Regions from separate parts of the Homo sapiens genome. Here region 2 is linked to region 1. The links are chromatin loops, found by intact Hi-C in ENCODE. Cell type or tissue: dorsolateral prefrontal cortex. All regions are shown on one strand. Each heading gives the region's core, and the rest is flanking DNA. Links, peaks and the distances in the headings are about the cores only.

Region 1 (4,388 bases), core at 206-4,205:
TGACCTCATGATCCGCCTGCCTCGTCAGTAATTTTTTATAGCGTAAAAGAATCCTAAGACCAAATAGTTTGAGAACTGCTAAATGGTGATATTCTGTAGTTTTAGGATTGTGGGTCCAGCTACTGTGGGAAGACTGGATGTGGTCAAAGATGGGAGGGGAGCCTTCTGCTACTGGTTGGCAAGAGCTACTGAAGCCTGGAACTAAGGCAGCGGCAATGGCATGGCCAGGGGGTGTAATGTGAGTTCATCATTAAAATCGGGGTCACTATGTCATATTTTGGTTTGGTTGCAGTGCTGAACCTTATGCAACCCTGGCCCTGGAATAGGCATGGTCTCCTCTGAAGGGAGTGGTTATATCCAACACCAGCCATTTGAGAACCAGATGGATGCTCTGACAAGAAGCAGAAATGAAGCGGGGAAGCAGGGAGAGGACCTTGCTCCAGCTGTTCTGGGTAAAGACCTGTTCTGGGCACACACTCAACTTGGCAAGTGCCAAGATAGTACTTGCCATAGGGATGCTAGGGGGAGTTCAGGTGAGGCAGGCCCTTCAGGCTTCAAAGGGAAAGGTGCTGAATGCCAGGTATCCTGGGTCACAGTACACCCTGTGTTGATCTCCCTTCACCTGTCACTGAGTCTCCAGTGGGACAAATCCAGTCAGGTTTTCCAGCCTTGTCTCAGCTGTACTAGAGGAAACTAAGGGAAGAAGCATGCATGCATGCGGGGGAAATCACAGGCCCCTACCGAAGTTATTATAAGTTATTTACGAGATGGGAGCAATGGTTAGGGAGAAATTCTCAAGTAAAAGGGAAATCAGGTGAATCAGAGAAACAGCTTCTCCATCCAGTGACAACTAGACCTTGTTTACAAAAGGCAGAATTTTCCTTAGGAGGTGAGAGAATGAAGAGATATTTTGGAAGAAAGAATAAATAAATAGAATGAACTGAATACAGAGCAGGTGAGGGACTCCAAAACTTATAGGACATCTACTTGGAGCTTGAGGCGCCTCGTAGACATTCCAGGTGGAGCTGCCCAAAAGACAGAAGGTTGCGTATGTCTGAAGCTCGGGAGGTCTGGAGTGGAGGTGTTGGCTTGAGGATCATTAACCTACAGAGGTCAGCATGTCTCAGGCCTCAGAGCAATTCAGAGTCACCTGTGGAGGATTATTAAAAGGAAGATAGCTGTCCCAGACCAACTGACTCAAAATCTCCAGGAGTGATTCTGATACACACCACCACAGGTTCTCTGAAGGCAGAGGAGATGCTGAGAGCTTCCAGAAAAAAAGGAGAAAGAATGAGTTCCAAATGCAGCCACAAAGCCAAAAGCATCTTGCTCCTGAGCACCATAAGGCTGTCAGGAAAGAATGTGCCTAATTAAATTCTAATGGGCTGGCAGACTACAGCACACGGAATACATCAACTGCTCGTCTTCAGACAGTGCAAGAGTCCCCTGCTAATATCTAAGCCTTAAATGTAGCCACTTAAGCTCCCCATATATCAGGCATCATTAGGGATCCCAGCAGCTGCACATGGGCCTGACCATAAAACAGTCAGGGGGAGAACCAGAGGGCCATGGGGAGCAACCCTCAGCCTTCCCTAGATACAGCTGTGTAAAGTAGGCCCTTTCTTCCAGCAACAATCCTTTTCCCTGCAGCTGGACTGAATAGAATGAACATTTCTGAAATATAGCCAGGGCACAGACTGTTCTCTTGGAAACTCCAAGTTGTCTTTTCTAGCAAAGCAGTGAAAAGGTGAGTAAAACATTTTTCATTTATTAAAAATCTTCTATTGACCACACACAATAAGCTAGATATCCAGACCAGGGTTTCAAACCTTTCTTTTTTGTTTTGTTTTGCCTGGAGAAAGGCAAAGGTCTTTATTTCTTCCTGCCTCCCCATGGGAAGACTCCACCCTGGGGTCTGCTGGCCCACCACCCCTGGGTGCTCAGTTTCTGCAAACATCGGCCAGCAAGTCCTTGTGGTACCCCTGGGGCAGCGTGTAGTAGATTCGGGTTCTGTCTACAGCCCTGGCTCCCAGCAGCGCTGTCCTCTCACAGGCATAGTTGCCCCCAGCTGGGCTGTGCTCCACTGTGACAGTAGCCCCAGGGGAGGATGCCAGCAGCCTGGCAACAGCTCCAGGCGTGCTGTGGCCCCGTGGCCTGGCCTGCATCTGGAAGCTGAGCCCCTGGCACAGCTCTAGCATATCTGTGAGCAGCTGTTCCCTGTAGCCACTGCCCAGCACCTCCTGAGTCCAGCCTGGTGCCACAGTCACATGGGGGAAGACCTCAGCCACAGCTGTAAGCAGCTCTCTGCCAGCCATGTGGCCGAGGACTGAAAAGCTCCCGTGGGAGATGTTGGCCCCATCCACACAGGCCGATGCAAGAAGCCAAGGCTGGACAGGGATGCCAGCAAGGCCAGGGACGGCCAGAGGGCTGCGGGCTCCACTATTTGCAAATGGACGCTCCAGTGTCTGGGATGTGCGGCCAGCTGCTGCAGGCAGGACTCCAACCTCAGGATGCTGCCACTTGGAGCACAAACAGTGGGCACGGGGTTCTCAGCCACAGTTCCCTTGAGGCCAGTGTCCAGCAGGATCATGCCTTCTGTGTCTGGGAGGGTTACCATTGCTGTACCCCTGGGGCAGCATTGAGAAGACCATCACCCTCGAACAGCTGGAGAAGAGGGATCAGGCTGCCTCCCGTGTAGTACATTTGTTTCCATGTGGCATTCACTGTGGGGCCCCAAATCGCCAAGGTGAGGTGGCTGCTATTCATGAAACACCTTCTGTAGGCCACAGCTCTACAGCCATCCTCTCTAAGCCTCATGGCACCCTGCCAAGTAGAGGCCACCTGCTTGAACTGCAACAGGAAAGGCTCAAAGATATCACAGTAGACGTGGTGGACAGCAGTGTTATCCTGGACGTAGGGCAGATCCTCTGCCAACATGGGGTCCGAGGCAGCCTGCCATAGCGTCAGGCTGTACCTCTCAGATTGGCTCAGCAGCCAGCTGGAGTGGGCCTGGGCGGCCCGCACTGTGGAAGACCGCACAGGGAAGGTGACCCTCTGGAGCACCACTCCCACCAGCTCGTGCATCTTCTCCACCATGGCTCGGGTGTACGTCCTGTTTGGGAACATGGGCACGTACAGGGTGGTCCAGCCTGGAGACAGGGTGGCCTTGGGATACTTCTCCTGGACCAGGGCCAGGAACTGTGTGGCACTGACCTCAGCTGAGATGGGCATGTCGGGGCCCTTTAAGATGTCAGCGTTGATCCACATGGGCCGCCGGACTTTGCCCCACTCTGTCAGCTACCACAGGAGGTCCAGGGAGGGGCCCACGGCCTTGATGTTCTTGAAGTCCAGTTTGATGCCCTTCTGGGAAGAGCCCAGCACACCATCCAGCCACTGCTCCAGTGTGTCATCACTGTAGATAGCCGGAGGGTGTGCCACGATGGGAGCTCCTGTCTCGTCAGCTGTGCCGAGCCCTTCTACATTGACGTCAGCCTCCAGGACTGTGATGTTGCTGTTCAGGGCAGCTGTCACGGCTTTCTTGCTGTTGGCTGCGTGGTACCAGGTGACCTCCAGGGCATCTCGGCAGCTGATCTGGCCCAGGCTCAGCAGGTAATCCAGCATGTCGGCCTCGGAGCTGCAGGCCTCCAGCTCACAGCCTGGCCACCGCAAGGCGATGGCAAGGACTATCGCGGCAATGACCACTACAGAAACACAGGTAATGCCAGCAAACCCCCACTTGACCTGATTCTTCGATAACTGCTCCCTGCAGGCCATGACAACGCTCTCTGGGGAACGCCCCCAACTCCGCACGACCCAGAGTCCCCAAGGTTCCCTGCAAGCTGGGATCCCGTGGGAGGCAGGAGGCCCCAGCAGCACCTCATTCTCCACCAGTCAAACCTTTTAAGTGTCATTATTTTGTTCCCTGTGTGGAATCTTTCTTTCGGACAACATTGCCTGCTTGAGTGCATTAATTAATAACTAGTTTACCCATGTGCTAATGAATCAGTGACACGAAAACATGTAAACTCCAGGCCAGCCCTGCCGAACCCACAGTGAGGACTTAATACATGTTCGCTGCAGTGGATTCAGCCCAATGTCTGCATGCTAAATGGATGTGTTTTGCACCAAAAGCAATATTAGCCGTACAGTTTTATTATAGTTAAGAGTTTTTGGGGGGGTCAGGTGTGGTAGCTCACACCTGTAATACCAACACTTTGGGAGGCCAAGGCAGGTGGATCACTTGAGATCAGGAGTTCAAGACCAGTGGCTAACATGATGAAACCCCGCCTGTACTAAAAATACAAAAATTAGCTGGGTGTGGCGGCGCACGCCTGTAGTCCCAGCTACTCAGGAGGCTGAGGCAGGAGAACCGCTTGAACCTGGGAGGT
Region 2 (4,388 bases), core at 264-4,263, 58 kb before region 1:
CCCTACAAACTATAACCAAATATACTCGTACACCCAAACTTAGACAAACTTTTACACATACTAAATCTTCACAATCTGTGTATAAACTATAAACTAAAGTACTAACTTAACACAGTCTAATAAAACCCTCTAAAAGTCTACCCCCCGGCGATAATCCTCAATAAAACGTTGAAATAAAACTAACTTTAATTCTTTAAAAGCTTACTTCTTTCTTTAGTCAACAAAACTTAATGGAGCCAAGTGATGGTGTATCCGGACAGATGGAGCAGCAGGAAGAGGCAGAGACACCCACTCAGACCTTTACCCCAGGGGGAAGCAGCGGGCCAGGAGTCAGAATGCTCAGGGTTTGTAGTCAGTTTCCCTCTTACCAGCTAGTGACCGCAGGCAGATCAAAATCCATAAAGCGGGGCAGCTTTGGAGTAGTCTAAACCTGGGTTTGAATCCTGGTTCTGCCACTCACTCTATGTGTGACCCTGGACCTTGGAGAGTTAAGCTGTCTAACCCTCGCTTTAGCTATTATTAAAATGAGGAATGATAGCACCCTTCAGTTACTGGGTGGCTGTGAGGATTAGAGGGGCTCATGCTTGTAAGGGACTTAGCACCCTGTATGGCACTTAGGAAATACTCCAGTAAGGGTTCTGTTGACGATGAACGTGATCCTAACGAATAGAACAGACACTGCGAGCTCAAAAGAACATCATCTTGCCTCGACGGTTTGCTTACCTATAAAATGGCAATACTGCTTTAATCCCTACCCAGTTTTCCTCACATTGTTGTTTTGGGGATCAAATGAACTGAAGCAATGGGTCTCAAGTACAGATCTTCGGAGAGTTGTCAGCATATGACACAGTTCTCACCAAACTGAATAATGGGGAAATGAAAAAAATCACAATGTAGTTTTTTTTTGGAGATGGAGTCTCAGTCTGTCACTCAAGCTGGAGTGCAATGGCGCAATCTAGGCTCACTGCAACCTCCGTCTCCCGGGTTCAAGTAATTCTCCTGCCTCAGTCTCCTGAGCAGCTGGGATCACAGGCACCTGCCACCAGACCCAGCTAATTTCTTTGTATTTTTAGTAGATAGGGGGTTTCACCATGTTGGCCAGACTGGTCTTGAACTCATGACCTCAGGTAATCCACCTGCCTTGGCCTCCCAAAGTGCTGGGATTACAGACGTGAGCCACTGCGCCTGGCCTGTAGTACGTGTTTTACAAATTGAATTGTTCCCAACTTTAAAAGGCTGCATTATCCTGATATTATGTCATTTCTAATCTGAGTGTGTGCGTGTGCGTGTGTGTGATTGTGTGTGAAGTTATCCCTTTTTAATGAAAGTATGGTACTAATGAATGATAGTTTGTTTCAATGGACTTGCTCAGAAAAATAAAAGTTGTCAACCCTGTACTGATCCCTTGTTTTCTGGAAATCTTACTAGTCTGTGAAAAAAAAAAAAAAAAACCTCTATAAGGAAACCTGCAAGATAATAAGTTTGAGCTTTCCCGTCATAAGATTCTGTATGGAGATAACAAAAAGAACAGCACCTCATATTGAGTGAGTCCCTACCACATGCCAAGGGTGGCTGGAGATGGCTACACACTTCCCGTAATCCTCACAACAGCCTGGCAGGCTTGGTGTGGCTTAGCCCGTTTGACAGACGGAGAAACTGAGACGTAGAGAGGATAAGCAGCTGAACTCTTCCTCCGGTGGGAGTTCAATACCGAGTCCTCCTGACTCCTCGCCTCACAGTTTTTCCTGGATTGTGCTAAAGGATTACTGTGGAGGAGGCCCTGACAGGGCCATGGAGACTTCACCACTATAAAAAGTAACCACACCACAGGCTTACAGGCAAATCACTTAACCTCTCTCGGCTTCTAGCATCCAACTGGGAAATTAGGCAGAAATCGGGGTCATGCTGAAAACAGATGGAAAGGCAAGCTGGGCTAGGAAATAAAATTAGCACAAAGAAGCCATTCTTTATGATTCTCGATGATTCAGTGCCCTTTGACTATTTATGAAATTGGGAAGCATCCCAGCCCGGGTAATTGACAGAATGCTGCCTGGATACAGGGACATCATCAGATGGCCTCTTTCTCTCTTTGGCCATCCAGATTCAATCCCTCTGCCTTCTCACAGTTGACCAGGCCCTCCCTTCCTGCTACCCTAGGTGGTTTTCTGGGTCCCAGAGGCCTCCCAGAGCTGGGTTGGTAGAAGACCCCTTCTGCCTGTTCACTCTCCCTCCCACCCTTCACACTGCAGGTGGGCATGGCGCTATGAGTTGTTCATTTTGTTCTTATATGCCCTCTCAGCAACTCTGGGAGGAGGTTTTATTAACACTATTTTACACATGGGGAAACTGAGGCTCATTGAAGCTGAGAAATTGGCTTGGGGTGACACAACCTACAAAGGGCAAAAGAAGAATCCCCACCCAGCCAGGGCTGCCTGACATGAGTCTGTGCCCCCCATTTGATCACTAAAGCCCCATGAAGACTGAGGGAAGAAGATTCTAAAACTCTAACAGCTCCCAGTCTCCCTTTACATAAACTGTGCCTTCTCTGGATGTCAAGGTAGTCACTATGTACCCACCATGTATTGGGCCATTCACTCAGAGCCAGGGTCAGCCCAACAACTCCTTTCCTGACTTACACCCTAGGAATGGACTTACAGCAACATTTATCTGAGATGTGGTAATTCTGGTGACAGTAACATTTCAATTCTAAACCTACCCTTTCTTTTTTAATTTAAAGTAAGTGCTTCATAGTTCTCTCTTCAGCCCTTTTTAATTTATTTGTTCTTATTGAAGACAGCTAGTAACAAACTCCCATGATCATTCAATTTTTGTTGAATTTTTGTTGAAAGAGGTTACAACATCTTTAAGCAAAGGAGGGGAATAGCCTTTAATAGGGAGGAGTGAGCCCCTTCTCCAGGCCCAGAGGGCTCATGATCCTCAAGTGTATTGGCCCAGATGTCCCTATCCCATTTCAAGGTCTTATTTCTTCCCAGCCGTGACAATGGTGGCATTGCAGACTTGCTGTGGTCGAGAACTGAACCTTCTCTGGAGCTCAGCCACCCTCATGATTCAGTCTTGTGCCTGATCCTGAGCTTTTTCTGCCCTCCAGGTGCAGGAGATGAAAATTCTTTCTATGCTGTCAAGGGGACCCTCAAACTTTCACACTTTATCTTAAATGTGATTAGTCACTCTCAGCCTTTTATTATCTTGCTCCAATGAGTATGTGGCCATTCAGGACAGTCATCTGATTGCATAGTCCTTATAATCACAACTTAACCCGACTCCTTAAACACCTGAGATATTGCACCTGCCTCTGAATCCAGGGAGCCCCCCTTCATCTGTGAGGATCCTGCTGCAATTCTCATGCACACCCCATAGGCAGTCAATGCTGTTGAGAAACCATTTCTGTGAGCCATTTTCACCCTCATCCCCAAGTGTGGGCCCAGCTTTCTGGCTGAGTCTTGCAGCCTTTTTGTGCCTCGAAGCTGGGCTCTGAGGACTGATGTTCGCTTTTCCACACTGATGAATCATGGAGGACACTCAGAGAGCCTGTGGCCCACCCTCTGCCCTTACTGAGCTGCCTCTGTGGACCTTCCTTTCCTTTCCAGATGATGGAAAGAGGTTGGCAGACTGTCTAGAGATTTTTCTCAGGGGTCTTACTGTGGCCTACATTTTTTTCCAAGGACAAGCAGAGACTCCATTTCTTTGTCACTTCTTGGGCACTATGTATTTTTAATGGCCCCTTGGAAAACCAGAGGGATACTGGCCCCAGCAGAATGGAGGGGCAGCCAGCCCCTTTCTGCCCTACTTGCCAATGTCCTGAGACTGACTTAAAGGTTTAGTTGATCTATTTGGTTCTTACATTTCAAACCTTTGGATAAGTAAAAAGGGTCATCATTAGTTTCATTTTTAAATAAAAATGGAAAGTTAGCACTCACATCTTGATGACATCTTGGTAATTCTCTTAATACTCGAGGACAGAGAGAAGGTGCTGAGTGCTTTCATGCATCATCCTATCTGCAACTCTATGGAAGATGCTGGGCATATCCCACAGTTCTCAATTTTCAGATAAAGTGAGATACAGGGAGGGATTATGGCACTTTGGGGGCAGAGGCTGTTCACACATCTTGGCATCTTCCATGGCATCTAATGGGATCCCTTGCACAGAATGAGGGCCCTCAATGTTTGTTGAAAGGGTGAAATTGCCAAGATCACAGAGCTCGCTAGGTCTCTGAGATCCTAATCAAATGTTCTCTCCACTAATCTGAGCTCCCTTTGTCCGAGTGAGCCAAAGGCTTTGAAAATAATAAATAAACATTGTTTAGCAAGTTCAAAACTGCAAAGAAAAACAAGCCAGAAGCATGAAAAAGAGCAAATTTTAAACCAAA

Evidence for each region. Hi-C counts contacts between places; a loop is a spot of excess contacts. Peaks named below come from ENCODE experiments on the same cell type or tissue, not always from the same donor. Only the 100,000 strongest peaks of a DNase experiment are listed, where the experiment ranks them.
Region 2: it touches region 1 in a loop (2.5-fold over the local background); 2 of 110 quality-filtered maps call a loop at or near these places.

The regions. Positions count from the first base shown.
Region 1 is chr3:194,754,975-194,759,362 of GRCh38, reverse strand. All of the region lies in intron 3 of LINC01968 (long intergenic non-protein coding RNA 1968), which reads right to left. All of the region lies in intron 2 of LOC105374292 (a long non-coding RNA gene), which reads right to left. It also overlaps the pseudogene FAM151AP1. Among named protein-coding and RNA genes, the nearest start is that of LINC01972, 12 kb to the left of the region's middle. In dorsolateral prefrontal cortex, for the core only: no CTCF peak of the experiment used is centred there; DNase peaks (open chromatin) are centred at 1,567 and 2,202; H3K4me3 peaks cover 539 bases; H3K27ac peaks cover 2,544 bases.
Region 2 is chr3:194,812,697-194,817,084 of GRCh38, reverse strand. All of the region lies in intron 3 of LOC105374292 (a long non-coding RNA gene), which reads right to left. Among named protein-coding and RNA genes, the nearest start is that of LINC01972, 46 kb to the right of the region's middle. In dorsolateral prefrontal cortex, for the core only: no CTCF peak of the experiment used is centred there; a DNase peak (open chromatin) is centred at 2,034; H3K4me3 peaks cover 518 bases; H3K27ac peaks cover 903 bases.